2 separate regions of the Mus musculus genome follow, and region 1 is linked to region 2. The links are chromatin loops, found by intact Hi-C in ENCODE. Cell type or tissue: left cerebral cortex. All regions are shown on one strand. Links, peaks and the distances in the headings refer to the core of each region. The heading gives the core; the rest is flanking DNA.

The links. Peaks named below come from ENCODE experiments on the same cell type or tissue, not always from the same donor. Only the 100,000 strongest peaks of a DNase experiment are listed, where the experiment ranks them.
Region 1: a loop joins it to region 2, with 2.9 times the contacts of the local background. A loop is called at or near these places in 2 of 42 quality-filtered maps.

The regions. Positions count from the first base shown.
Region 1 is chr16:8,326,237-8,339,021 of GRCm38, forward strand. Gm26159 (a small nuclear RNA gene) reads left to right here and starts at 10,757; the gene lies at 10,757-10,860. Gm29936 (a long non-coding RNA gene) reads right to left here. Exons shown (of 5, transcript XR_875877.1): 5 at 12,670-12,785. In left cerebral cortex, for the core only: a CTCF peak has its summit at 7,315; a DNase peak (open chromatin) is centred at 7,267.
Region 2 is chr16:7,043,958-7,056,742 of GRCm38, forward strand. It overlaps a transcript of Rbfox1 not described here. Among named protein-coding and RNA genes, the nearest start is that of Rbfox1, 19 kb to the right of the region's middle. In left cerebral cortex, for the core only: a CTCF peak has its summit at 5,850 (motif pointing right); DNase peaks (open chromatin) are centred at 5,412, 5,581, 5,840 and 7,756; H3K4me3 peaks cover 669 bases; H3K27ac peaks cover 1,144 bases.

The DNA.
Region 1 (12,785 bases), core at 2,584-10,583, 1.3 Mb after region 2:
CAGACCAATACTGATGGTACAAAGATTCTGAATTTAATGAATGGAAATATGGGACTGGAACTGTGGAATTGGACTAGCTTCCACAGAAAGACAATGGAAGAGGGTAGGATGACTTTGTTGGGAGCCAAGAGATAAATGTCTCTCCCAGACACTGATTAAAGTCATTAAAAACAATACTTTGTCTTTTAATACCTATACTTCCTCATCTATAAAGTGAGGGTGAAGATAATGGATGCTTAAAGGAGTCAATTAACTAATATATGTAAAAACAAATATTGGCAAAGTCATAAAGAGATGGTTGAAATCCTTAAAGAAGGTAAAATGGCTTCTGTAATCATAGTTTAGGTTGTTTGAGTTCCTAATGTTTCCTTGACCTTGTTTGAGGCCCCTGAGTTACATTAATTTTGCTATTGAGAAAACTGAGCTGTAAAGACAGTAAAGATGCATTAAAGTAAATCATCAGAGGGAATGACAGAGTGGTAGAGCTGATGTTATTGGTAGACTAAAAAACCCTAGACACACCTACCTTGAGCTAGACATCTCCCAGTGGGGAATAGAACAATAGAATAAAACAGAAGGCAGGACCTCTGTATTAAAAGAGTTTACATTTTTGTTGAAGAGATAGAGATAAAAAACATAAATGCATGAAAAACCTGAAGAAAAGAAAAGGGTGACTATCAAGAATTAGAAAATTAGTCAATGACAATCCATTGAGAAGGGGGAGGAGTGCCACAGTTTAAAGCAGTTGGTATTTTTAATCGAATAGAGAATAGGTTGCCTGAATCCAGGTAGATTCTGTCTGGAACATCATGTAGGTGAAAGACTTTAGGTCTGGAAATTGTGTAGATGTATACTTCCAAGTTGTCTCAGAAAGTTGGGGAAATTTGTTTAGTATCTCCTGGCTTCAGCTTCCCGGGTTACAAAGTGAAATTCAACCTTGGCCAAGATGTCTCGAAGATAAGGTGTGATAGCGATGACAGTGAGGAAGATGAGACCACAGAATACTTGAACACCTTCCTTCCCTCATCTCCACCATGGATGTAATCATGACACCTGTCATTTAAGTGTATTATATAATATAAATGAATATAAATGATTAAAATGGATATAAATAAGCTTAGAGGTGATGCTACACACCCCTTGAATCCATGAATTGTTGTGACAAAGTATCAGTTGTCATGACTTTAGAAAATACTTTCTTAGCTCCCAAACAGAGCCACAGGATATATGGCATATATATATATATATATATATATATATATATATATATATATATATATATGCTAGCAACATTCACAACTCCCCAAATATCTTGTTTGAGTTATGTGACTTCTCCTGGGGAGTCTATTACTTATTGGAACATAGTTTATAGGGCAGCTGTGCCATCAAGAAAAGTCTTCCCACCACTTAGATATCTCCAAGGCACTGAGGGACCTCAAGCACGCATGAGATTTCCCCCCTTGCACCAGGGGATATTACTGAGCCAGTCTTTGAGGATCTCATGCAGCACTCATGGCTTCTGTGGTTTCAAATGACAGTGGTCAGGGCATGTCTAAAGATCAGAGCAGTCAATAGCCTAGAATGTGGTAGTACTAGCAATGACCAGTTCTACATACGGGCTCAGAAAATTTAAGAAGGTTCCCCAAATCCATCCAGTAACCAAGTGGCAAAGCTGGATCTGGGACTTAATCTGCCCTTTAAGAATGATGTTCTTGTCTGAGAAGTTGTATATCATGAAGATATTTCTCAAGACATAGTAGCCGTTAAATACTGTTTCATGGAGAGATGATGAGCAAGCCTTTCTTCTTTCTGTGACACAAGAAAGCTCAACAGAGGGTGGCATCCCTTCTCCAAGATGTTCCATTTTTTATCAACAACCCCTTCCCAGATGCCAATATATTATATTTTGTAGTAAGACGTAAGATTTTCTGAGGAACATGATGTATCAGCATGTCTAAATACTGTTCCTTCTCTTTATCCATCACTCATAGCAAATGCATTCTACTAACCCAACATAAAGGACAGGTGAGAGGATGACAGTACTCAAAGTTATCACTGCCTACTAGGTGCAGCAGGTTTACAAGAGGATGCTAATCTACAAAATTCCTAAAGATTGGGGCCACATGGTATTTTCCATAACTGTTTAGATCTCATCCTTGGATGTGAAATCCCACACTACAGTGTGTTCGTTTTTATCCTACTAGATTGATAGCTAAAGAATTTCCCCATGATAAGTCCTTGTGAATGGCTTGGCCTGACTTATTGTGAAAGTGGAAGAGCAAGGTCCAGGAAAAGAAACTAGCTTAACCCAGTTCCCAAAGCAAGACCATTTCAGGACTGTTACCAGAAATTTTACCCTCTACAGTGAACTTTCCAGAAAAACTACTCTGACACACCAATTTCTTTAAGAAAAAATGAAGTGAAATCATGGTGAAGTTACCATTTCACAGCTTGGTAATAACTAGACGTTCTCCGTTGAGGCTCAAATTGCAGCTAAAGACTAGGCAAGGCTTTCTAAGAGACTTCAGTGAGGAAGGAATTCATATATGCAGTAATACTCTTCCTTCAGCTGAGAGAGATGTCCTTTCCCTCCATATCAAGATGAGCTTCACAAAGACCATGATAACAGGTGCTTCTTTCCTTTCCTAACATAATATGGTTTAGAGCATGTCTAAAATAATATGATAGTAAGGAGTGTTTACCTGTTTTCTTACAAAAGCAACTGATTTCCTTTGCCTGTAAGTCTTTAGGTCAAAGTTTATCTTCCCATACACTCAGATACATAATATTGAATGTCTACTGGATACCAGACACTAGGGGATACAGGCGTGAAAAAAAAAAAAACAGACAGGTTCTGTCCTTACTGGGAAACATATGGTACCTTCAGAGACAGGAGAAAGAGAGGAGGATCTAGAAGAGGAGAGGGAGGAAGAGGAGGAATAATAAAGAAAAGAGGAGGAGGAAGAGGAAGAGGAGGAAGGAAGAGGAGAAAGAGAAATAGAAAGAAATACAGGAGGAGTGTAAGAAGGAGGAGAAGAGCTGGAGATAGAAAAAGTAGGACAGGGAGAAGATGCTGGAAGAAGAAGAATGAGGAAGAGAAGAGGAGAAACATAGAGGCATAATAGTCACACAGAACAGAACAGAACAGAACAGGGTACAGGGTACAAGGTACAGGGTACAGGGAGGAACTAAGACCCACAATGAACAACCATCATAAGATGGCATAGAAACAAATAGAGAGCAGCCATAACTCAAGAGAGAAGATTGTACAGAAAATGACAGGATAAATAGAGAAGCAGCCATTTGGATGTCACTCATCCAAGGAGAAAGCTGATTGGCTCACAAGTTGGGCATGAAACCCAAATGGTCCCATAAAAGACCTGAGGTTATATGTAACTCCAGAAAAGAGAGGTTCTGGGCATAGACAGCTGTAACATACACCATTTCCAATGGCTCCAATCAGACAAAAGCCTTCATATGTTTCTTTCCCTAAAAGAATGAAAGGAGAAAATATCGCCTGACTCATGAACATGTGGAAGCCATAGCACAGAGACAGAGTAGGGGGAAACTGAGTGAGGCGTTATCAAGGAACACACTGCAGGCCTGTGTGCATTCATGAGGTACCTATCTCCTCTGTGTACCCAGCCTCTCCTGTGGAGAGCTCAAAGATACAAAAGCACAAAGGAATTGGAGCACTGAAGTGACTGCCCAAGTAACCCAAGAGAAGAATACACATGGCGAATCCTGAGACTCAGCTCAACTAATGATAAAGAGATGTTGACACCATTACCAAGTGGGGCTTGGTTCGCCTGTCTTTGTCACCCCACCCAGCAAACAGTTTTGTATGCCTTCCACTTATATGTAACCCCCATTAGACTATAAACTCATTTAACCAGCTACTACTTGATACCTCCATCCAGATGAACTGTATATAATTTAGGTTTAGCATTCCAAAGTTAAACAACTAGTTTTCCAATTTAAACAATTCAGGAATCAAATTATCCTTTTTTTTTTCTGTGAAATAAATGTAGATGAGGGTTATTCTACAAACCAGTAAGCTTCTAGTTTGAGTTGTTTGGTTTGGTTTGGTTTGGTTTGGTTTGGTTTGGTATGGTTTGGTTGTTTGGCAGACTCTCACTGTATAGCCCCACATGATCTGGAACTTTCTATGTATCCCAGACTGGCCTTGAACTTGCATCAATCCTCTTGTCTCTACTCCCAAGTACTGAGATTACAGGTCTGCACCACCACACTTGTCTTAAGTCATTATTTCTAGAAATCACCTGTCCTGACCACCCAAGAGGAGATATTGTTGCCTTAAACCAGGAATGCCACAAGATATGTGGAAGTCTTTACTAGAACATGTGTTCCCACCTGCTCACACCTGGTTAGAATTCAGTTTCCAGAATAGAGGTAGGAAAAGAGCTTGATATGTGAGGGGCTTTAGGTTCCAGTGCTTACAGGTAAACATTCTTTGACCATTCGCTCACACTGGAATGACCAGTGTCTGTTGAAACAGTGCGATTTTTTTCCTGGGAAGACCAATTAACTATGAGAAATTACTTACAAATACTTTAAGTGGGGCTCTAAGTTTCTTTTCTGTGGTGTTCGTTTCTTAGGCTGGATTAATTACTACAATTTAACTCTGCTGGAAATAAAATAAATATCAAAAGCTTTGCAGGAAATGACTGCTGGCCTCCAGTCTAGAGAAAAGATTGAAAGATTTCTCTCTCCAGATAAAGAAACTGGAAAGTCTGAGCCACTGTGGAAGCTTCACAGCCTCTCTCTGGGAGCAACTCCACAAAGCTCAGAAGAGAGTTCCACTCGGTTCTCTTCACCTAAGACCTACTGTCACCAGAACCAGATGGTGCCAGAGGATAGGGCTTGCTGGCTGGCCAGTCATCTGCTCATCATTGTCATGACTGTAAGAATGTGGGAAAGATCTCAGGACAGACTACTTTAGAAAAATGCTAGTTTCTATCTGTGTTATTGGATTCCAAGGGTGGTGGTGGTTGTGGTAGTAGTGTTTGTGGTGGTAGTGGTTGTGGTGGTAGTGGTGGTGGTGGTGGTGGTTGTGATGGTAGTGGTTGTGGTGGTGGTGGTTGTGGTGGTGGTGGTTGTGGTGGTGGTGGTTGTGATGGTAGTGGTGGTGGTGGTGGTGGTTGTGATGGTAGTGGTTGTGGTGGTAGTGGTTGTGGTTGTGGTAGTGGTGGTGGTGGTGGTGAAGAAGGATGAGGAGGAGGAGAGGAAAAAGAAAGGAAAAGAAGAGAAAGAAGAAGAGGAAGGGGATGGAGGAATAGGAAGCAGAAGGAGAAGAAAAAGTGGAAGAAGAAGAGGAGAAGGAAAAAGTATAGGGGGGATACAGGAAGGAGGGAGAAGAACTGAAGGTGGAGGAAGAGGAATGGGAAAGAAGACACAGGAAGAATGAGAAGGAGGAGGAAGATAGGTACAGAGAGGCAAAACAGTCACACAGAGCAGAAGAGGGTCCCAAGAGAAACAGCATCATCAGTGATGGCGACAGCTGTAGTCATTCAGTGTTCCTCCTCTAGACATTTCATCACACAGTTTTCACACGTGACATCACTTAGACAACACTGTCATCCCTTGCAAATAACAAAACCACGGCCTGGAGAAATTTTTTAAATGTACCTGTGTCAGTAAGATGCCTGAGCAAGTGAAGACAGTCGCCACCAAGCCTACCCACCTAATTCCATCCCATGGTGGAAGGAGAGAACTGACTTCTGTAAGTTGTCCTCTGATCTCCCTCCATGCATGCACATAGAGGCTATCCTCTGTTACACACACAGACACACACACACAGACACACACACACAGGATAGATAGATAGATAGATAGATAGATAGATAGATAGATAGATAGATAGATGATAGATAGTCTAAAATAACACCCCCCTAATTCACACTACTAAGAAAGAGAACAGTCTGAAGGGCCATGAAATTGCTCAGTCAGAAAAGTATTCACTGCACAAGCGTAAAAACCTGATTCAATTCTCAGAGCCCATGTGAAAAAGTTGGACATGACAGTGTAATACCAACACTAAGAGATGGAGACAGGGGCATCCCCAGGGCTAACTGGCTAGCCTAGCTTTCTTGGAAAGTCTTGAGTCTGTCAAAACCCTGTCTCAAAAATCAGTAGGTAGATCATATACTGAGGAATGATAATAGAAGCTGTCCTCTGTTCCAGACATGCACATACGTGCGCACACACACACACACACATAGAAACACATATGCACATGTGTGTGTTCATACACACAGAGAAAGAACAAATTATTTGAAAGCCACTGTTTTAGCATGTTAGTTGTCGATGGTTCTATAACACAATGCCCTGATGTGTCAGTACTTAGTGGGTCAGGAATCCAGGCGTGGCTTAGTAGGTGCCTCAGCTTCCCTCGGGGTCTATAATCAAGCTGTCAAAGAGGTCTGAAGTCTAATCCAAAGGTTTAACTGGACAAGCCTCCATTCCTCACCTCACTCAGGTGGGAAATCTCTTGGCAGGATTTATTTCTTAGTGGTCTGTTGGGCTAAGGGTCTCGGTTTCTTGCTGCTAGTCAGAAATGAGTCACTAGACTGAGTCTACACTTAAGGGAAGAGGGTTACACCAAGAGTTGCTGGTCCCTGAGACTGTGTTAAAGGCTGTTTACCCACAGCTGCTTTCCCTTTGGATTAAGCAGACTGCATTAATATGCACACGATTTAGTCTTCTGAAAGGGCCTTTTCCCGGTCTCACATGCATTGGCTGCATTTGTCTTGCCCACACCCTTGTGGGATTTCCTGATGCATTTGAAATCTAGTCTCCTTTTGGTTGCAATCTTCTTCCTCCTCACTTCTCCTCCACTCCTGAAATCTTCACTCCAGAGAAGCCTCATGCATCACATCTATCCTGGGAGCACCTAATCCAGTGTCGAGATTTACAGATAAGAGCATTGAGACTCAGATTCAGTCAAGAGAAGGGGCCTCCCCCAAATCCCACAGGAAGCCATAGGCAGGCAGGGCAGGGACCCTGAGCCTCATCTGCAGCATATCCCTACACACCAAGATCCTTGCTGCGAAATCAATCCAAACCAGGCTCTTGAGCTCTAGGGGAAATGCAGACATTTCATCAACATACAAATGAGGGAAACACTTTGGTGGCTCTTCTCCCCCTGTCCCCATCCTTTGCTTCACAGGGGGCTGGCTTCGTTCCCTCCTGGGAACGGGAAGAGCTCACTAGTTAGCTGAGCTGTGAGCAAGCCTTTTTGTGTGAAAAGCCGAAGAGTCCAGGAGGATACAGCTTCTCTGTGGTCACACAATGCCCTCTAGCCTTGAGTCAGGGTAGTTCCAGGAGGAAATTTTGGAAAACAATGAAGGACTGTGAATCGCACAAAGCCCACTGTGCCCTTAAGACAAAGCTGTACGATCTGGAGATCCTGAGGACCCAAGAACTGCCAGAGAACTGCCATGAGAAGCACGGGCACGGTGCAGCAGTTCCTGAGAGTCTGTCTGTCCCTTTCAGACTCTCAAGAGGGACCACAGCAGCATCCATGAACAAAAGGGTTGAGATCTTTTTTGTAACTTTCCAAATATCTGAAACATTTTCCCTGATGTAAAAAAGATTAACAAATGATCGTGCACCTCTTATTTGGCTTTTGGAGTGCAGGGGATTCATCTCAAGCCCTGCACGTGCTAGGAAACGCTGCCAGGGCTTCATCTACAGCCCACCTGTCATATATCCAGTCCAAACACTGTGGGCTTAATGTCACACATCTGCCCTGTCCTGTCCACCATTCAGAGTATTATACTCCTTCATCTGAATAGGCAATAGAAAGCTGGTGTTTGTATTACAGGTTTACTCAATAGATGTCTACTAATTACCTATGTGCTGTGTGTTAAGGACATGAGCCGAATGAACTCCTGAGGTATTAAGTAATCTCTCTCCAATTTCCACCTACTTTCTTGCTTCTGAGCTGTGCAAGTCCCTGGAGCCCGCTCAGATCACCTTCAGTGCCAGGGTTGGAGATGTTCAAAGCATCTCTTTTCTTATCCACTAAAATGGTTCCAGGGCATCAACATTCCAAGGTAACCCTTGGAACTGAGCTAAGTTCACCAGAGGAGAAGGCAGCTGCACTTGCCCCTAGAGTAGAACCTGCAAGAAAGCAAAGGCAAATCAGGCAAAGAGAGCTAAGCCCAGGAGAAAATACATCTGATGGTGGCCTGGGCCCTAGGCCCTTCATCTATCTTCTAAGAAAACAGAAACTGGCGTTCTATTATTGTCAACAGAAAATGTCATCGGTGGATCATCAGTCCTTAAGGAGCTCACAGTCCAGTAAGGCAAAGTGTATCTGATACAGAGTACTATGTGAGCATGATTGTTAGTATGGAAACATGCCTACAAAGGTGGTTTGTTTTTTCTGAAAATAAATAGAGGGAATATTAAAGAATCCCCCATAGGAAGTCTGCCTTCTGCTGTGATGTGCCAGAACAATTTGGACAGGCAGCAATGACCAGGAGGAAGGACACGGATACATAAAAAGTAGAGAGAGGCAGGACCATGTTCCAAAGTAAGCCTGTGCATTGGGGAAGTTTCCCTTAGGAAGGATTCAGAATCTTTATAAGGACAGTGAAGCTATATCTTCTGGACATGTGTACATGTATGTCCCACTCAAAAACTCACAAGATTTGATAACACTGAGTCCAGCCAGTATTCCAGCACAGGCTGGAAAGTAGCTCCTGAGACCATGACTCCCATTTGAGGAGCTGTTGGCAGTTAATGGTTGCTGGTGATAGGAAAAGTCCTTTTCTTCAGGGCTATAGCCTCTGGTAGGTTGCCCATGATACAGTAACTCCCACCCAAAACAACAGAAGGCATGAGAGCAAGTGGAGCTCCTTGGAAAGAAGAAGAGGCTCCACAGAAGTCTAAGGAGGATAAAAGATGATGAAGAGAGAGAGGGGGGTGAAAATACATGTATGAACTGGTCAAAGGTAAGTTTAAATTGGGATTTCATGTGTCACTGAAATGACTCAGACCTCAGCTATTTGGACCACAAAATAAGATCATACTTATTTGCTAAAATCCTTTATGAGCTACATCACATGCCAGAAAAGTTACCTTTTCTAGGTGTATATTTAGTGAATTTGGGTGTGTTTATAAAGTTTATAACGATCATCAATAACCCATAGTCATCTCTATGACTCCATCACACACTCCTGTTCACTCTTCCTCTTGGGCCTAACAGTGCTAATGTTTTCTGTCTCTGTGAATTTGACTATTCTTGAATTGCTTTTTATTGATATTGTGTTTATATTATTTTATTATTATTTTTAAGGTGCTGGAGATCAAACCTTAGTCTCTGTGCATGTACTTACTATTGTGACTATTTCTATCTAAGAAAGGGATCGGGAGTGAGGAACAGAAGAAGGGGGGAGAGAGAGAGAGGGAGGGAGAGAGACAAAGAGACAGAGACAGAAAGACAGAGAAAGACTGAGCAAGCAAGAGAGACCCAACAAGAAATGGGGGAGAAAGAATGAAAAGTGTTCTTTCAGGCACAGTGTAAACATCAGAAGACAACTTTCAGGGACAGTTCTTTCCTTTCTCCATTGGTTTCATGGTCTCAGGTTGATAGGCTTGTGTAACAAGTGGTTTCACCCCCTGAGCCATTTCAACAAGCCAACAATAAGATTCTATTTTTTTTTTCCTGTGGTGGTGGTGGTTTGGTGTGGTTTGGTGTGGTTTGGTATGGTGTGATTTGGTTTGGTTTGGTTTGGTGTGGTGTGGTGTGGTGTGGTTTGGTTTGGTGTGGGTTGGGTTGGGTTGGGTTGGGTTGGTGTGGGTTGGTCTGGTGTACATGGGTTAGTCATGACGGTAGACAGTAAGGAGATCATCCATTGTGTCTTTTTTTTTTTCAGGTTTTCTGAAATTATTTTTGTCAGTTAATTATTTTATCTGTGTTCATCCCAAACGTTGCCCCCTCTTCATCCCCCCTCACAGAAGGGGAAGGGGAGACCCATGGTGTCTTTTTTTAGTTGCTCTCCACCTTTTCCTGTTTTGAGACAAGGTTTCTCATTGAACCTACAGCTAACACTTTCAGATAGATTGGGTGGTTAATGAGACCCCAAGATCTCCCTGTCTCTACCCCATTCCCAATATCAGAGCCACAGATTCATGCCCACCCATGCAGCAAGTGCTCTATTGACTGAGCTGTTTCCCCCTCCTCAAGACTCTGTCCCCTACCCCATCCCTTCTTCCTGTCACTTGCCTACCCAGTCATAGCACAGAGCCTACCTGAAATGAAATCTTCCAAATCCAGTCAGGAGTACTTTGCTTTTGGGGATAATTGGGCCAAGAGATTACAGTTGGAGGTTGGAATAAGGATCATAGATGGAAAAGGACCTGAACAGTAAGCAAGATGGTGTACGGCCTGGGGTGAAAGGAGAGGGGATTGCCAGGGGTGAGAATGTGGAGGCCTGAAGCTCAGGCTCTATGTGGAGAAACCCCAAAGCACTGAAGAACAGAAAAGGAAGCAAACAGATTGTTCTTTAGGTTCATTCTTCCAGATAATAGGTACATGCTTACCACAGAATCGTCCCCTGTTTGGCTGGCCTCCAAAGCTAACTTCTTCTTGGCTCTATTAAAATAAACATCTTTATTAACTAGAGCTGGGGGTATCAAAGAAATTTGGAGATTTCAATTTTTTTCATTATTATCATTGAAAGACATTGCCACATTTGATATGAGACAGAAAAATGAAGGCAGTCTCATGTTTGCTTCAATATATATAACTAAAATTGGAACAGTACCAAGATGATTAGCATAGCCCCTACACAGGAGGGCACTCACGTCTGTGAAGCATTCCACGTTTTTTTAAATAATGAAGAAATTCTCAGGGCATAGTTCTAGAGAGTGGGATGAGTTTCTTCAGAATCTAGAGTATTCCATCTCAGGCTGAGGAGCCTGTGGAAGAAGGGCGGTGTTGTCAGAATAGTCTCCTCCTGTCTTGTAATATCTTCCAAAGTGCATGCATCGCTAAGTTATGCATCTACTTATTTGAGCAGCTCGAGACAGTGACAGCTAGATTAGCTTGTGTCAGTATTTAGCATGTCCCCAAATCACCTCAAGTTCTTATTTTAAAAGTCAGGCTCCTGAATGCTATCCCCAGAGTTTCCCAATGTCCTTGAAGCAAGTGTTTGAAAAAGAGACTTGGGCAGCACCAATTAAAGATTTGGGCATAGCAAATAGTTCTCAAGTCGCAAATGAACTCAAAGCAGTTGAGCTTGTCTGTTGGAGCTCTAGGCAGAGACAAGATCTGAATATAAGCCATCAACTGGTGATGTCTGCTGTGGGCAGAGCATGGCCAGCTGAGGCACAAAGGGCATGGGTTTCTCATTCCTATAGCAATTATTCACTGAGCACACAGCATGAGTCCTCCTTCCCCAGAGCTGTGGTAATCACCTTTGCAACATCCTGGCTTTAGTTTATGTATGCCAAAGAGATTATGAGAATTCCTTCATTCACATCTGATATGAGGATCTCTGTGCACAAACAGACCCAGGAACTCTGTCATTTCAGCCCCATACTGTAGGAAAACCTGTGAGGGGAGGCATCCTAAAACCAAAAGCGTGGTGGAATACAAGGCGTAGTGCTGTGACAGGGCAGTAACAGGAGCAAGGAACTAGGCCTATCTGAACAGAAGACAGCTGAGTCTGGTCCTAGAGAATGAACAGGACTTTTCCAGGTGAAAGAGGGAGAAAATAGACCAGAGTTGAGTACAGACGCTGTAAACAAGCACACTACAGGAGTATGTCTTTTGGAATTTGGTTACTTAGACACATACACACACCCATGTGCATGCACGCACACGTGCATGCACACACTCACACGTACATGCACACATGCATGCACTTTCCCTGGCTCTTCTTTACTACTATGTCCTAGCCCCACAGACATGCTGTTTCTCAAAGTTTTAAGACTTCTGGGGTGGGGGCATTGGAGGAGTTGGAACAAGGAAAGGGAAGGAGGAAATGATGTCATTATATTTTAATTAAAATTTAAAATAAACAAAAGACTTATGATGTTCCCAAATGAATTCTTTGCCTCCCTATAGGCCAGTCTGTGTTCTAATGTCTCAGTTTAAATGTCAACTCTTGAGTCACCAGAACTTAGTGTGGGGGTAGGGTGCACATACCTGCTGAAGTACACCATATGTCAGGTAAAGCAAAACTACCCAAGCCAGATAGGTATGAATACCTAGCCTCTATACACAAGTCAAGGCAGTGGCCATTCTGCCATATTCTTGTCTTGCCATACATACATCACACATCTGACAAACTGGAGACTACGCACTAAGTTCTTCCACCCCTCCCCGCCCCCATACCAAAGAGAAGTAGTATGTTTCCTGGGGCTTCCCTCTTTTCCTGAGAAGTGTCACATTAGTTGCTTTTCTATTTCTACAATGAAACACTATGACCAAGAAGACAAACCTTATAGAAGGAAGAGTTTATTTAGAGCTTACAGCTCCAGAGGGATAGGAGTCCATGACCATCATGGCAGGGAGTGTGGCCGTAGGTAGGTGGACAAGGTGCTGGAGGAGCAGCTAAAAGCTGACATCTAGACCCACAAACAGGAAGCAGAGAGTGCACACTGGGAATGGTGTGAGTCTTCTGAGACCTCAAAGCCCACCCTAGTGACACTCCTCCTCCAGAAGGCCACACCTTCTAATCCTCCCCCAAAATAGCCTCCAACAGAGGACCAAGTGTTCAAATGTTCAAGATTTATGAGGGAGACAAAAT
Region 2 (12,785 bases), core at 2,845-10,844:
CAACCTTTTAATCAGCCCAAATTTAACAATGAGTCAAATACTTAAAATCCACATTAAAGAGGGGAGGAGAAGGGGGCTCTGAAGTGGCCCACACCACTGTCAATACCCAACGATGGGTCATTTTTCCCAACCTAATGGTGATACATGAGCTTTGTTTTAAATAGTGAAGTGGTTTGTACAAAGGGTAATTCCTGGTAAATGAAGCCATTGCTCATGGTGGACACCTTCAGATCGAAAGCAATTGAACTGAAACCCGCACATCAGCCCTTTCTGTCTTTAATTAGAAAGTGCTGCTCAGTGTGGAAACTCACTGGGGTAGAAGGGCTCTCTCACAGAGGTTGGATGGCAGTGGAGTTGTGGGGGGCCGGCCTCTATGCATCAGATGAGCTTATAAATTTGGGACACATTAGGTAAGGCATAACCATTATGACTGCGTAGGAAAGTTCAATTCTCATTGCAGCGAGTCCCCTTGCGTCTCTCCATCCGATGATTTACGGAGGGCACAAATGACACTTTATCACATTTTTTTCTTCTTGGCTAATCCCATACTGATTTATTAGTTAGTGCTGTGGATTGGGGGTAGTCAATAGTGTCAATAATGCAGAAGAGAATTAGGATAGATTATCTTCATGTCTGAATTGTTTAAAGGGATCTAAGTGGCTAGAATGAGCATATCTGCAGGCTTGCCTAGCTGTTTGCCATGAGATGTCTGCCTGCCTCTGTCTTCAGATATTGTCTGCTATAAATTGTTTGATTAACGAACCCTGCTGGGATTTTTTTTTTCTGGCCTTTTCTAAGGAAAGAAAGAAAGTACGTGTCACCGTTCTGAACAGGGTGAGGCCCAGTGTCCACTGGACTGGGCTGCTTCTTTGCCTCACCTCCGTGGAGAGAAAGATGTCATGAACTTGGTTGGCTGCAGGGTTATCTAGATTGCCACTTCCTTAAAGCCACTTAAAGCAACCGTCATTTGTGGAAAACATAACGCGTCTGCCTGTCCACAGACAGGAGTCTTCCGTGCCATCCCTCTCTGTCTGCCATTTCGTGGTAGGTTGTGTGTCAGAACATGCAAGCCAGCAGCTCTGCCTGAGCTGGGAATGGAGAAAGCCTGGATCATTAGTGCTCACACACCATCTGTTTTCCTTACAGCTGCCCTTTGAGTGATTGTCCGGTAGCTGATGTGCTGAGGGTAGACAATTGTTTTTTAGGGGTTTCTGATTCATTTCGCCAAGCTCCCTGCCCCAAGAGAAAACATAATGCTTGTTTATTCATACTGGCTGGTAAAAAGCAGTGTAGTTTATCAGGCAAATCATGGTCTTCTGGAAGAGAAAGACTTTGCGGCGCAGTAAACAAAATCAGGTTGGCACATCTGTGCCTAAGGGGGCTGGTGATGGGCATGGGGTATCATCCTGAGAAAGAGGCAGGGCTGGCAGACATGGACATAATTGTCCCATCTGCAGAGACTTCTTTAATGGACACGGAGAGGTGTCCCAGTGTGCTGCTTAATTCAATTAAGACAAACATAGAAAGTTCCGTTCATCAATAAAGTTGCCTGTTTCCAGTGCTGCTGGAGAGAGTCCTGCAGGGCTGAGCTCTGGTCTGTGGCTGTCACCCTGATGTCACTTGCCTTTCCTGGCTCTATGGGGTCAGCTCTTAAGCATAATAGCTTAGAAGGGCCTTGGCTCTTTTACCACGCTGAGTGCAAGTAAGTTGGGGAAATGGGCAGTGGTCACACGGTCTGTTCTTATAGCTGGAAACTATTAGGAAATGGCTTACCCAGGGATCTCAAATTCAGTGCCCAAGCCCTTAATAAGGATAAGAAATCGACGATGGAGGAAATGTGCAGACTCCTGGCGTGGCTTGGGAAGTTGTCGCTGTTCTTCCTAGGATATTGCAGCCATGATTGTTTGCTATTGGCTGAGAAAGAGCAAAAGACGATTTCAGTCTACTGCCTGGAGCCTCTGCTTTAGATTCCTCTACTGCAGATCCACATTTCTTGTATTTAACAAGTGTTTGACAGTGTCCAGAGCATCATCTTAGCTTTGCAGTGAGATAGTTGGGGTCTTTCAGCCTTTTCCTGGATTTTACCCACAATGCCTCAGGGCGGATGTATATTGAGTGTAGCTGTTCAGAACAGAGAGGAATAGATAAGTATGTGGGTTAGAATCTTAGATCAAGGAAAGAGAGTAGTCACCACCCTCCACTTGAGTGTAATGTTCAGCGGAAGTATAGTCACTTGTTTCTATGAAAATTGTTTCCAAGTGTTGTCGCTATTTTAGAATGTTACATAGTGTCCATGCTGTTGTGCAGCCGAGGCTCCAGTAAAAGAATGAATGTGGATAGAGATGAACCCAGAAAATAGCTTCAGATTAGGGAGCATGGGGTAGGAGAGGAGAAGGAGGCTCAGGAGGCTCTGGAGACCTGATTGTTCTTCTGACCTGAGAGGAAAAGCCAGAAATTCAGCCTAGGGGTAAAGAAGGAGCAAGAACCCTGTGGGGGAGGTGACAGTGTAAGTGGTCATGTGTTGGCCTTGCACGTGTTTTGTGCTCAGTACCCAGCCCTGCTGGAGGGAGGGACCAAGCAGGTTTGTTGGCACATGTCTAAAAACTACAGCACTCTGAAGGCAGGGATAAGAGGATCCTTTTGTCTTTCTAGTCAACTAAGTTAGCTTTCCAGGACAGTTCCAAGCCAAGGAAAGACCCCCAACTCCAAAGAAAATACGGGCAGCGTCGGAGGAGTGAAATAGGTTGTCTTCTGACCTTCATGTGCACATATGCACATGTACCAGCAAGCACGCATCACACACACACACACACACACACACACACACACACACACACACACACACACACACACAGAATTATTCTCAGCTACAACAGACACTGTGGTAATCTCACACTTAGACACACAGAGACATCAAGCAGTGGAAATGGGTCTAATACAGAGTGGTCATTCTCTAAGGGCAGAGTATGGGTCTGATTGGCTCACATCATTTTGAATGAGGTGCAGGGTGGAAAGGTAACCTATGGAAAGAAAGCCATTCCAGAATTGTGACCTGGTACCTGTGAGGTATGGACCCAAGACAGGGACAGTAAGGAAGGGGAGAGCTTTGATCAAACTGCTAAGGAGTCATATTCAACAAGAGGTGCCAAGGCTCCTGTTGACAACTATGTAATCATGTCAAGGGACATATATGATGTGAACAAGACAAACATGGCCCATTCTTTCTCCACCTTCCTTGTTTTTACCTAATAACTACAGCAGGTGACACATCTTTACAGATTTTGAAATAAGCCTACATTTAAGTAGACAGGTACCCTTGCCCAATTATAGTGGTGATATGGTTTCCAGTATACATGAAAATCCACAGTCACTCCCTCTCATACTTGCCCACTGATTCTAGGTTTATAGAGTTCACATGGTGTGTGTGTGTGTGTGTGTGTGTGTGTGTGTGTGTGTGTGTGTGTCTCAGTTATTGTGAATTTGAGGTTAAACCTCAGGCCTAGTACATGTTAGGCAAGTGCTTTCCCAGTAACCTTCGGGCCTCCTTTTACATTTTATTCTGAAACAAGGTCTTAGTTGCCCAGGCTGGCCTTTAACTTTGGTTCCTCCTACTTCAATCATCCTCATTGCTGAAATGTCAGGCCTTGGCTACCACCACCCTCAGCTCATTCTGTGCCTATTGAACCCCCACGGGGTGACAGATGCCCTCAGGAAGCAAAGCCTAGAGCTTCTGTCTCTGGGAGAGTCTTAGCATCCTTAACATCATTATAATACTGCATTTAGACACACATCAGCTTGGTCCATAGAGTGTTTTATGTCATGTCTGGGTTAGAATTACATCTTCCTTCCTTCCTTCCTTCCTTCCTTCCTTCCTTCCTTCCTTCCTTCCTTCCTTCCTTCCTTCCTTCCTTCCTTCCTTCCTCTGGTCCAATATGCAGAGAGAAAGCACATATAATTAACTTACATCTCTCTCTATGTCACCTCTCCATCCCTCTGCCCAGACAGCAGCAGACAGCAAAGGAAAGACATCCTGTACTTAATGATTAGAGTGTACAGAGGGCTCTGAGACAATGGACTGAGTCAGAAGGCTGCTGCTGTGGTCCTTAATGCTCACCAAGGCCTTAGTGGCTAGACAGTTGCACCTCATTTTGATCTTTTTCTCTGCGTTGTTTCAGTACACACAGAATAGGAAGCAGAGCGCGAATGAGGTAAATTCAGAAGGCCAGTGTGTGTTTTCAGAGACTTAATGACTATTTTTCTTTCTCTTCTGTGGCTATGGAACAAAGTACAGGCAATTTTAGGATTTAAGGGCCCAGATTTCCCTGGGCTCGGGAGTAGAATACAAGGAGACTTTGGGATTAATGAGTCTTTTCTTTTCCTTGGGGGCAGACGTTTGCCTGGCACTCACCTGGAGAATGGGATTTTTCTTATTGGAAATAGCAGCAAGCATCTGTGGGGTTCCTTCTAGGAGAACTGCTTCCTGAGCCTGGGTTAAGTAGTGCTTAGCTCTTTGGAGAGGATAAGGACTGAAATATGATGCCCCTCTCCTGGAATACTTCAGGAACAATGAGGAGCAATTATGGAATCTTAGTCAGGGAGAGAATATTTCCAAATGACATGCGAACACTGATGTTGCCTTAGAAGCCTGGGTGTTCAACCCTCCAAAAACAGTCTACAAAAAGCAGGTGTCTCTTGTCCTTGTGTAGAACGGGCTCTGAGGCCAAATCCCAACTCTGTTATTCATGAGCTGATCTGACTGAATTGAGCAAGTCACTTAACTTGATTTGGACCTTAATTGCTTCTTCGGAAAAAATCGAGACTAGAATGCCATTGTATATTGTTCTTGGTGAGGTGAAGTGGGATACCACTCAGGGCTCGAGATGCAGCAAAGAGCCCATAGATACTGAAGATATGAAAAAAAGCAGATCCTAACTTAGCCGTTAAGAGATAGAGAATTGTTTTAAGGTAACAGAGGGCCGGCTCCTGGAAGCTTCCCACTTCTATTTGTATTTTCCTGAATGGGAATACCTATGTGTGTACCTATGGTCTGTTGAGGTTATAGGTACCAGCAGCAATCGAGGGCCACTCTGCGTCTCTCATCCATCCTGTCTGCTTAGTTCTCTGCTTTCCTTCCTCTTTCGGGTCTTTCCCTGGTGGTTGTGATATGGCTACATAGCTCAATTAATGCTCTCTGACGGGAAGAGGGAAAGTAAAAATCACCCGGCTCCTGTCAGCAGCAAAGTTATTTACTCTCAAAAGCTGACGGAATCACACTGCAGGAGCTTCGTTTATTTCTATTCAGAATGTCGTGGTGCCCCGTGCTGGAGACTCGGAACGTGCTGATGCGGATTCCAATAGGCTTCAAGGCAGTGAGTGGCTGCTCGAACGCGGACCATCAGGAGGAGCCCTGACAGGGATGGGTCCCTGGATCACTGACTTGGATACCAGAGTAAGCGCCCTAGCTAGGGAGAGCTAAAGGAGAGGAGTTCATTCCATTCTCGGTGCTTCGAGAAGCAGAAGAGCCCCTGCTGTCTGATTGTTTGTCCCTTTTATTCTGGGAACATAAGAGCAAGGTGTAAGGGACTCAATTTGGGTCACTCCTGGAGTTTCTGGAAACACAAAGGCATCTCCTACAATCAGCTCTGCGCTGGCTTCGCCATCCATCGCCTCTGCTTACATGGGCTGACAGGCTCACTCATCCAGATAACCTGCAGAAAGCTATGCATTTGTTTTTCCTTTTTCTCTTTCTTCTCTCTTTTTTTCCCCCAACTTCAACACTTTCCTCTCCAAGGAGTCAGAGGGGGAGCTGTTGAAGCAGGAAGAGAAAGGAGTCTTTGCCTGTTGGTGCAATTTCAGTTCTTTCCACTAGGGGTCTCTGTGTCAAACTCAGGATTCCCCCACACTTTGTTTTTATGATCCTTATAGCCTCCCCCGCCTCACTCCCCCAACCCCTTTTTTTCTCTTTTGGATCAGTTTTGGGAAAGGAAGCCCTTTCTGTAAACAGGAAGAGATACTGTGAGTCCACTGAGGGGACCAGACAATTTTGCCATCCTCAGCACCATGATGACAAGGGCATAATTAAAATAGTGACATAATCAATAACGTTTATGGAGTCCTGGGTGGCAAGCACATGACTCAGCATATTTACGTGGATTATCTCTTTTAATATTACACACAGGCCTCCAGGGAGTTGGTATATTTACTTCTTCTTCCTAGATTTGTTTATCATTTTCTTTGCCAGGCAGGGTCTTGCTTTGAAATACAGACTGGCATCCAACTCAACTATCCTCCTGCCTCAGCTTCTTTAGTGCTGGGATTATAGTTGCGTAGCAGCAAGTCCATTTTAGGCTTCACCTGCCTTTCTACCTTTCTTCCCTCCTTCTTTTCTTCTGCTCTTTGTTTCTTCCTTCCTGTCTGCCTGCCTTTTCTCCTCTCTTTCTTTCATTCTTTTGTTCTTTAACATTCAGAACAAAAAACTTCGGTGGTTGATGTTTCAAGTCACAAAGTGTTCTTCCTCCAGACCCCATGCCTAGACCTTACTCTGCAGTGAGCTGCCTGTCCTGCCTCATCCTGCCTTGGAAGCTTCTGGTGTAACTTGATGTAAGAGGCTTGTGCCAGGCTGTTTGTCTGGACAGCTCTACTGACCACGGTGCCCCTTGACTTTGCTTTAAAAGAAAAGACTTGTTAGAAATGAGGTTGTTCTGAGCATCCTTCCTCCCCGAAGCAGATTCTGGTTTCACATTAGTTAGCTATGTGAAGGTCTGCCTCCTTAGACCAGACTAGTATCAAGCTCACTATGTCACACAATCTGACCTTAAACGCATGGCAGTCCTCCTGCCTCAGCCTTGTGAGTGCTGGGATTATAGGCCTGAGCCATGTGATTTCATCTTAACTCCTTAGGTTTATTGGTTTGTATTTTAGGACACTTAGTAACCTTGGATTTACAGAGGTTTCAAAGAGAAAGTTCGAGGCTTCTAGGTCACACCCACAGACAGTGATAGAGTGTGTTTCTGCAAAGCCAATTCCAGCCCTCCAAACCTCTCTTTGAACCAAAGCTCTTCAGCTAGCAGGGAATACAGTTCCTGCCTGGCTCCATCTGTATTAATGATTTATAAGCCACACCGCTGCTTTTGTTCACGAGCAGGGCCTTGTCCTGTTCATAAAGGCATTTCAGGGAGTGGGGTCCTGGCTGGCCATGCTGTTAGCTTGCTGCTGTGAAGGCTGCTTCATAAATCAAAAGAGCCTGGTACTTTACTGCCTCAGAGCTCTGAGATGGTGTGTGGATGTGTGCGCAGTCTGAGTGCTTGTGTGCGTGCACAAGCCCGTGCGGATCAGATCCACTGAGGGACGGACAGCGTTGCCCTTCCATAAAGAATGAATGAAGGCGGAGATGCAACTGGTCATAGGTGCTTCAGGGTAAGGGCTTGGCTTCCTGGCAGCTCCCTGGCCCCATTTGCCTTTCACTGGATGCTTAGGCTTTTCAGTGTTGCTCCTGAAAATGGACTGATGCTACTTTATTAGCATGAAGAGATGCAAACCCCATTAGAACCCCCTTCTGTCTGCATCATCAGAACCTGCAGAGGAGGCAGGAAGGGCTTACTGAAGGCTAATGCTACTTATTCTCGACAAGCCAGCACACAGCTTCCTGTGCTTTTAAAACAATGGCTTTGGGGATGTTTTCTCAGACTTACTACAATTTCATTTACTCACCAGAATGGAGTTCTGCCTTGTTTTGAACAAGTGGGAGTGCTTTTTATGTGGGCCTGGAATGTTGCATCGAGGAAACTTCTCTGAAGTGAGCTGTAGAGCACTCTGATTTTTAAGCCTGGAGACTGTTTGTTTTGCTTTTAGTGAAAAAAAGAAGTTACAGTAGCCTGGTTTCTTTGGAGCTGTGAATTCTTTCATTGCATGCTCCGAGAGCAGCATCATCATGGTCTCGTTTGTCCCTTGGTTTGTTTTCATTCTGCACTGCATGTTTTAATTCTATTTTGTGTGTCTGTGTTTTTCTCCCCACTGTAAAACGAAGAACACAAAACCGGGGTAGGACTGAGTAAGAACTTGAAGGGAGAAATAAGGGTATTTAGGAAATTCAAGCGCTACTTTAAGTGTTCTACCCAAGACGATGGCTTTGGGGTAGCTGAAATACTGGATTTCCAAGTGCTGTTACTAAAGGAAAAGAAAACAAGTACTTAAAGCTCTTAGCTTAGGAAATAAGCATGTCAGCTGAGAAGGCTCCTCACACGAGAATCAAACGGAGAAACTCACGCTGAAGCTCCACTCTGCCTCCCGCTCAAAACAACGGCTTGAAACTCTTTGATAAATATCAAAATTTGGGTGCTAACTGGTTCCTCATCAACATTTATGCCTATGAAAATATTACTGTTTTTTTTTTAAACGACCTCATGTGCAAGTCAGTAGTCATGAAATTGAGACAGATTCGCTGAGAAGGGCTGATGTTCACTACACTATCTTCCTGAAAAGCAGAGGGCAGGGTGAATGTAGATTTACATAAGTAAAGAAAAGATTTTGCCATGTTTCCTCAGGACCGGAAACACGATGCAGCATTTCAGACGGAGAAAGCAGGTGCCCTGAAAGGGACTCCAATGATCCTATTGTGCGTGTCTGTCTGTGTTTGTCCTCTATTCTCTGAACCCGCCAGTGCCTCGTTGTCTTTAATTATGTCTACGAGGCACAAGACGGCAGTCAACATCTGCTCCTTTGTTTACTTGGCTAACATATAGCTTTGATGGCTTATTAAACAATCTATTTTTCAAACCCAAAACAGAGAAACCAGCCGAACCCATATTATGGCATTCTATAAAGACCCATTATGCAATTAGCACTTGGGATTTGTGCAAAGCTGGTGATTCACCCAAATAAACATCCCTCTGTTCCCACAGCTTTTGATGGCATCGTGGAAAATATAAATTTAAAAAAATCACACAAAAATCTGACCACATTTCCTCCTTCTTCATCATGCCTACCAAGATGATGATGTGCGGATGAGAGAAGCAGATTCTTCACTCTTTTATATCGTGTGTGTGTGTGTGTGTGTGTGTGTGTGTGTGTGTGTTCCTGCATGTGTAACTTTCTCAAATGCTGTCTTTTAATTCAAGCCAGCAATTACAACAGTGTACATGACAAAGGTGTGCAGCTATGGAAGCCAGGCTTCTAAGAGTTTCGCGAGTGCTACAGAAGTAAAGAAATGCTGATTTTTAACCCTTAGTGGCATATTCTTAGCACAGCATGACCTAGTAATAAAACCTATCCAGACAGGAATTCAAGAGCATATGAGGTCCACAACGACGAAATCACTTCAGAGGCAGCTAAATGGCTAGGTGCTTAGAGGTGCTTGCTGCTAAGACCAAGCACCTGAGTTCAATCCCCAGGACCCATATGGTGGAAGGAGAGGACCAACTCCTACAACTATTCTTTGACCAGCATCCCCCCCCACACACACACACAGGTGAGAGTGGTCTGGTTTTGGATTCTAAATATGTCACAAATCTTATAGAAATATCTATTTAGGCGCAATTATGAACTGTTGTAGAACTTGGCTTTCACAGTTGAGCAATAGAAAGAGTTATAGGATAAGAAGCATAGCATTGTCAGGAACATAACATGAAGTGGGTTGTACAGTATCCAGTATGATATCCAACTACAGGCAAAAGTCTATAGATGTCTACACTCTACTCTTACTGGTGGTGGTAAAGAAAGAACTGGTAGTAAAAAATTTTAGTGTTCATGGTTCTATAAAATTGGGGGTCTTGGTGGTGATGGTGGAGACACAACACTGTTGGCTACACAGTAGAGGTGAAGTTCATGGACTAGCAGGTGACAATGGAAATGAGCATGATGGTGATAGTGAGGTGGAGTTAAAGACTGTGGTGGTCATAATCAAGTAAACAGAGGTGTACCATAAACATGGTAGTGGAAATGCAAGCCAGCACCTTCTTGGTGATCATAGATGGGACAGTAGGTTGATGATGGGGACTGTGGTTGAGCCGCTTGTGGTGAGATTGAGATGGTGGCGATAGTGGCTATGATGTCATAGCAGGTGATCCTGGAGACTGAGGTGGTAATGGACTTGTTGGTTGTAGGTTACATTGATATTCATGGCAGTAGTGGAATAATGTATTGGTAGGTGATGATGGAGACAGAAATAGGGGTTGAGGTATTCATGGTGAGCTCAAGATGGTAGTAATGGTGGCTATGGTGGAAGGGCAGGTGTTGCTGTAGGCAACAGTGATCAATAGGCAATGACAGTAATTCTTAGAATAAAACATAGTAGAAGAGTTTCACCTATAAGCCCCAGGGTGCCATTTTCCCTTCAGTGCATGCTCTGTTTTCTCACCTGTGAAAATGGAGCTTAGTCATTCTGAGACTGAACCAATTACAGGAGCTAGGGTACTCATGCTCAGTCATTCTGAGACTGAACCAATTACAGGAGCTAGGGTACTCATGCTCAGTCATTCTGAGACTGAACCAATTACAGGAGCTAGGGTACTCATGTTCAGTCATTGTGACAGTGAATCAATTACAGGAGCTAGGGTACTCATGTTCAGTCATTGTGAGACTGAACCAATTATAGGAGCTAGGGTACTCATGTTCAGTCATTGTGAGACTGAGCCAATTACAGGAGCTAGGGTACTCATGTTCAGTCATTGTGAGACTGAACCAATTACAGGAGCTAGGGTACTCATGTTCAGTCATTGTGAGACTGAACCAATTATAGGAGCTAGGGTACTCATGTTCAGTCATTGTGAGACTGAACTGAGCTCATATTTATAAAACAAGTGCAAATGCTTGCTTCTCTCAACAAACATGTGAACACAAAAATAGTTGGTTAAACAAAGTGCTGGCACATAATATAGCCTCAAAGGCAGAAAAGGTACCTCATAGCTTCTGTCAGCTTCTTCTTTTCTCATTTGACTTTTCAGAGCAGGCAGAAATGGCCACCTCTCTCCTCCCTCCACAAGACCCATCTCTATCTCCTCCTGTGTTGTGTGCAGAACAGGTGTGTGATGTTCCAGAGTTATGGAGAAGTGCGACATGAAAAAAAGGCTCCGAGTCATCATAAAAATAACACCAAGGCTGCTCCACAAGGCAGGCAGATGAGCATACTGCTAGCCAGCATGATAAAAAGCTATAGCAAATGTTGGGTCCCAGTGGGAGGGGACAGACATATGGGGACCCACTATATTCAAAGTGGACATCACTGCTGATTTTTAAGTGGTTAAGGCAGACTATTCCAGGACCAAGGTTTTTATTTTTTTCCTTCCTTCCTTCCTTCCTTCCTTCCTTCCTTCCTTCCTTCCTTCCTTCCTTCCTTCCTTCCTTCCTTCCTTCCTTCCTTCTTCCCTCCTTCCTTCCTGTCTTTCTCTCTCTCTCTCTCTCTCTCTTTCTTTCTTTCTTTCTTTCTTTCTTTCTTTCTTTCTTTCTTTCTTTCTTTCTTTCTTCCTTTCTTCCTTTCTTCCTTTCTTTCTTTCTTCCTCCATCCTAATTTTAAATCCTTTAGTTGCTTTTCAGCCCTTTGTTCTATTTTGGTCCTAAAAGGCACATTCATCTTTGAGGCCAGCCATGAAGTCTCAAGGGAGGTAAGATCTGTATGGTAGTCATGAAACAAATGTAGATCCTGGACTCTGTGAATCCCCACCTTCGCCTCCAAGCAGTTAGTTGAGGGAGATGAAAGCGGACGAGGAGGCATATTGTAAAGTGCTGACTATTGAGCTCGGAGCTGTGATGGCTGGGTATGCAGGACTGTTGGTGCCTACGCCAGGTGTGCACTTCCCAGCATCTGTGAAAGAGACAGGCAACCCTCCATGCTAGACATTATTTGAAGATATATGGAGAGGGGCACCTGTTTTCTGTCAATGTTTATATGCTTGGGCACAAATAGAGGGGAGATAGTGCCATCGGTATGACATAGTCCCAAAGCAGTGGCCCATCTCCAGAAGGATATTTTGGAATTCTCATTTACTGCCCACAGAGTCTTTCTTGGAACTTAGAGGTTTGAGACTAAAGCTGGTATATTATGTGGGCACATGAATGAAGAGCAAGCTCCTTAGTGGCACCCAGGAAAAGGGAGAGAGGACTGGGAGTCAGACAGGTGTGGTGTTGAAGACGAGATATGTCACTCACGTAGCCCTGAGTGGTTCCAGTACTCTCCTGTATAGAAGGCAGCCCTCTGAGTACTGCTGAGGCCATGGTATTGTTAGAAAGATTGAAACAAAGTCTTCCAGTGATGAGAATTGTATCCTACATACATTGCGTTCTATGGAAGTTTTGGAGTCTGGGGTGTGAGTGACATAGATCTGGACTCCCAGTGTTCTAGGGGGAAACAGAACAATTGTGGTTGCTGGGAATCGAACTCAGGACCTCTTGAAGAACAATCAGTGCTCTTACCCACTGAGCCATCTCTCCAGACCTCCGAAACAGAACAATTGTGAGTTCAAAACCAGATTAAAAAAAATATATATATATGCAAACTTTGATATATGTATATATATCAAAGTTTGCATTTACATTGAGTAAGGGCTACAGAGATGGCACAGTAGGTAATGTGCTTGGCATGTAGCTTTGAGGATCAGGCTGAGATCCCTACAGCACACTTTTAAAAGCCAGGCATGGTGGTACATGACTGTAATACTATATCCAGGAAGGTTGGAGACATGCAGATCCTTGGGGCTTACTGGTGAGCCAGCCTAGCCTTATCAGGAGAATATGGAGATCCTGAGAGAATCTGTCTCCAAAACAAGGCAGTGGGTGACTAAGGAATGATACTC